Linked DNA regions of Homo sapiens: region 2 is linked to region 1. Evidence: read pairs that join two places in POLR2A ChIA-PET (ENCODE). Cell type or tissue: GM12878. All regions are shown on one strand.

Region 1 (2,500 bases):
GTAAATCTGATCCAGTTTGGCATTTCTTATGATCTAATAACAATTCATTGTGTATATTGATTTAAGAAAATATAGAAACATAATACTACCTAATGCAAACTCTTTGATCTGAGTGATAAAGAATTTGTATAAATAGACAAAAATAAACACCCAGACTGAAGTCCTACCTGTTCACTTGATTAAAACTGTATCTCTTTAAAAGATGGATACTTTGGCCAAATAGTTGGCTTTTTCTGTTCTACGTTCTGAGCTACACCAGTTTCTCCAACATCAAAGTTTCCTTTTCCACCACCTTAATTCGCCATCCTGCTGTCCAAAGCTCATAACTTCAGAGCTTCACTTTGTCCCCAGACTTATACACTGAATTCCAGTGAACCAGAAAGAATGCTCATGGAATACAATTAGTGACTAAACAATTCCAAAACGCTATTGGTTTGCTTTCTTTCTAGACGATGTACTTAGAAGAACAATAATAAAATTTCAAAGGGACCAAAATCTTTCTTTCTACTCCTCTCACATGAATCACCACCTCCTTTGCAAACAAGTGATTATTTACAAAGCTTGTTAAAAAAGTAGTTTAGGCTTGCATTTCATTTAGAATTGCTCTATTGCTCCATATTTTGTTTTCCCCTATGATTTAAGAATAGTTTTATTGTACATATCTTTACAAATATTTAAATCAAAGAGAATTACTGTAGTTTAAAAAATAGAAAAACGGGGCCAGGCGTGGTGACTCACGCCTGTAATCCCAGCACTTTGGGAGGCTGAAGCGGGCGGATCACCTAAGGTCGAGAGTTTGAGATCAGCCTGACAAACATGGAGAAACCCCGTCTCTACTAAAAATACAAAATTAGCAGGGCATGGCGGCACATGCCTGTAACCCCAGCTACTCGGGAGGCTGAGGCAGGGGAATCGCTTGAACCCAGGAGGCGGAGGTTGCGGTGAGCCGAGATGGCGCCATTGCACTCCAGCCTGGGCAACAAAAGCGAAACTCCGTCTGAAAAAAAAAAAAAGAAAGAAAAAGAAAAAGAAAAACAACAGAGGAAAAAACACGGCATGGGTTATGAAAACAGTTATCGAAACAAAAGATTATCTCAGGTGAAAAAAGGAAATTGACAGCGCTACGTAAGCAAAAAGATCTCAGATTGTACTTGTTGACCAGGAGGTAACTGGTAATTAGGAAAGTAAACATTTCTGCCCTCATCTACTATGCAAAACTACATTGTCTTTTCATAAAATTTTGCAGAATCTTACCTTAAAGGGGAAGATCACAGGTTACTACATCACTGCTTTTTTATTCAAACTAAAAATCATACTTCAGTGTTTTTAAAAAGTTAAATGAAATCCAGAACGCCAAATAAAAGGCCAATAGAGAAAAAGAGAAGGAAGCCAGATGCATGCCTGTATTTCTGGAAGGAGAGTTTCTCAAAGGCTTTTTTTTGAAACCTCCTTAGCTAGAGCTAAGGTTTGAGGTTAGCTGAGCATCGCGTGCCATTCTTGAAGGGTCCTAGGCACTGACTCATTTGCTTTATCATTTCTCATGAAAGCAAGAGGTGGCAGCCATCACCAGAGAGCAAAGGGGTGACTTGGTGACTGATCTCATTACTGAACTAAGGAGAGCACTCTCACGCAAAGTTCAGAACCTCCCCACACCCAGAGAAACTCTGCCAGTTCATAGAAAAGAAGTTATTTCCACCCAAGAAGACAAGTGGCAACTGGAAACAGATGTGAAGAAAACAAGAATAAACACCTTTTTCAGAAATATAACAACTGTAACAAATAATCAGTTTTTCCAGTTCCCACCTGTACACCATGCTCTCAACTATATACTGCAAGTTAAAACAGAATTGATCATGGTTCTGTATTTTTAAATTCTCTCGCTTTCTAAATACATCACTTCACTTTTAACAGTCCAAAGAGCTCTTTATAATTTACTTCCTCTAAGGTAAATTTAGGTGCAATTTTAATAGACTGGTAGGGGCAAATGCCTCATTCCCACCCAAAGGGTTGAGGAATGAGTGATGGACACGGTGAGCTAGGAGAAGTAGAAAGTGATCAGTGCCCTGTGGGAAATAATGGGAATGTCACAGGTTTCTTCTTTTCTGGGTCACTGGGGCATGCCTTTTGATTGAGCATAACACAGATTAATGTCATTGCCTGTGGATTTTGGAAGGAAATTGCAACAACTTTGGTTGATCACTTACTGGAGTAGAGACGGGGAGAGACAGATACTTTTCTACTTTACATGCATTTCTATTTCAATCCTTTAAGCAACCAGGAGAGTAAATATTTTTATTCCAATTTTAGGATGAGAAAGTGGACACATGGAGTTAATAGAAAAGGAGAGTAAAAATGATGGAATACAGGCAGACTGGCCCCATTGTCAAACCGTAGTCTGAATGTTTCAAAAGCACATCTGCCTTTTTTGTGACCAATAACCAGCATTTTTGTATAACTACAATTAGTGAAGCATGTCCTCATATATTATCTCAATTTATCC
Region 2 (2,500 bases), 180 kb after region 1:
AAAGTAAAGGGATGGAGAAAAGTCTGGCAAGCAAATGGAAAACAGAAAAAAGCAGGGGTTGCTATTCTAATTTTAGACAAAACAGACTTTAAACCAACAAAAACCACAAAAGACAAAGATAGTGATATGGTTTGGATCTGTGCCCCCACCCAAATCTCATATTCAATTGTAATCCTCAGTGTTGGAGGTGGGGCCTGATGGGAGGTGATTGGATATGGGGGGCAGTTTCTAATCGTTTAACACCATCCCCCTGGGTGCTGTTCTTCTGATACTGAGTGAGTTCTTACAAGATCTGGTTGTTTAGCCTCCCCCCGCCCTCCCCCCACCCCCGCCTTTCCTCCTACTCCAATTATGTAAGATGTGCCTGCTTCCCCTTCACCTTTTGCCAGGAGACTTCTGTGAGTTTCCTGAGGCCTCCCAGTCATGCTTTCCGTACAGCCTGAAGAACCGTGAGCCAATTAAACCTCTTTGCTTTTTATATTACCTAGTCTCAGGTATTTCTTTCTTTCTTTTTTTTTTGGATAGGGTCTCACTCTGTTGAACAAGCTGAAATGCAGTGGCACAATCATTCTTCACTGCAGCCTCAGCCTCATGGGCACAAGCAATCTTACCATCTCAGCCTCCTAGGTAGCTGGGACTGCAGATACACACCGCCACACCCGGCTGATTTTTTAAAAAATTATTTGTAGAGACGGGGTCTCACTGAGTTGCCCAGTCTAGTCTTGAACTTCTGGGCTCAAGCAATCCTCCTGCCTCGGCCTCCCAAAGTGTCGGGATTACAGGCATAAGCCACTGTGCCCAAACTCAGGTATTTCTTTATAGCAGTGTGAGAATGAACTAATACAGATGGGCAATACATAATGATAAAGGGTTCAATTCAACAGGAAGACCTAACTATCCAAAATATATATGCAGCCAACACAGGAGCACCCAGATTCACAAGGTAAGACCTATGAAGAGACTTAGATTTCCACACAATAACAGTGGGAGACTTTAACACCCCACTGGCAGTATTAGACAGATAATCAAGGCCAAAAACTAACAAAGATATTCAGGACCTGAACTTGACAGAATGTACCTAATAGACATCTACAGAACTCTCCACCACAAAATGACAGAATATACATTCTTCTCATCTGCACATGGCACATACTCTAAAACCAACCACACAAATGGATATAAAACAATCCTCAGCAAATTCAAAAAAACCAAAATCATACCAACCACACTCTTAGACCACAATGCAATAAAAATAGAAATCAATACTAAGAAAATAACTCAAAACCATACAATTATATGAAAATTAAAGAACTTGCTCCTGAATGACTTTTTGGAAAACAGTGAAATTAAGGCAGAAATCAGTTCTCTGAAACTAATCAGAACAAAGATACAGTATACCAGATCTCTGGGACACAGCTAAAGCACTGCTAAGAGGGAAGTTTATAGTGCCAAATGCCTACATCAAAAATTCAAAAAGATCCCAAATTAACAACCTAACATCACATCTAGAGAAACTAGAGGAACAAGAGCTAACCAAGCCTAAAGCTAGCAGAAGATGAGAAATAACCAGTAGTAGACTTGACTTGAAGGAAATTGAGACAGAAAACAAACAAACAAAAAAAAAACCCCAAAAAAACCCATGCAAAATGCCATATAAACACAGACCTCTTGTCTTTGAGCTGATTCTATGAAATCACCTTTCCCATACCATTAGATTTTAGTCTTAAGAGGTATCAGCCTGTTGCTTCTGACCTCTTAGTGGGGTTTTCAGCTTAGGAAATATTCCATTACAAATATTTAGGCAGGAAACCTAGAAGGAAGTCTCAAATGCTTTTATTAAAATCTTATGCAACTTTAATATGTAAGAGTCCTTAATGTATTAAGGGGTGGAGGAAGCAGATATAGGGAATGTGTACATTTTCTATGGTTAGCATAGGGCCAAAGAATAAAAGGAGATTGTAGATTTTATTTTTTTAATTCTGTCTTTTTTGTGGATAACTCATTGCATTTAAAAACTGTAAGATGGGTTAAGCAGTTGCATTTAGATGAGAGCAGTGAGGTGATAGATAATCCAGGCATTCAAATAGGGTACAAATGAATTTTTCAACTACATTTTAGAACAGCAATTAAATGTAATTTATAATCTTATTTAATTGATAGGTTGTGGTAATTAAAGGAGCTTTCTGTTGTAAGTGATCTTGTGAGATAAAGGACATTGCTGTCAAAATATTTTTAATATTTAAAGCCAATATTTCAGGTAGATGTCGAAGTGATTTAGCTAATTATTATTCTTTTATCCCAGATATGCTACAATTAAATGATAAATAATTGGATTTTTTGATAAACGGGATGTAAGGAGATATGTGTGTTTTCTGATCACCAAGTAACTATAAATATTTTGCACACACTGAATTTTTTGGAGGGCAAATCTGGCTCTCTTATTGCAAAACACTTTTTTTTTTTTTTTTTTTTTTACAAATTTGATGTGTATGGTTCTTCT

The links. Peaks named below come from ENCODE experiments on the same cell type or tissue, not always from the same donor. Only the 100,000 strongest peaks of a DNase experiment are listed, where the experiment ranks them.
Region 2: POLR2A ChIA-PET joins it to region 1 with 14 read pairs; 2 of 35 experiments call an interaction of 5 or more read pairs at or near these places.

What each region holds. Positions count from the first base shown.
Region 1 is chr3:98,554,859-98,557,358 of GRCh38, forward strand. No RefSeq gene overlaps it. Among named protein-coding and RNA genes, the nearest start is that of GPR15, 24 kb to the left of the region's middle. RefSeq lists enhancers at 925-2,124, 1,176-1,495, 1,626-1,705. In GM12878, no CTCF peak of the experiment used is centred here; DNase peaks (open chromatin) are centred at 1,105 and 1,563; H3K4me3 peaks cover 2,233 bases; H3K27ac peaks cover 2,500 bases.
Region 2 is chr3:98,737,774-98,740,273 of GRCh38, forward strand. It overlaps a transcript of ST3GAL6 not described here. Among named protein-coding and RNA genes, the nearest start is that of ST3GAL6-AS1, 6.4 kb to the left of the region's middle. In GM12878, no CTCF peak of the experiment used is centred here; no DNase peak of the experiment used is centred here.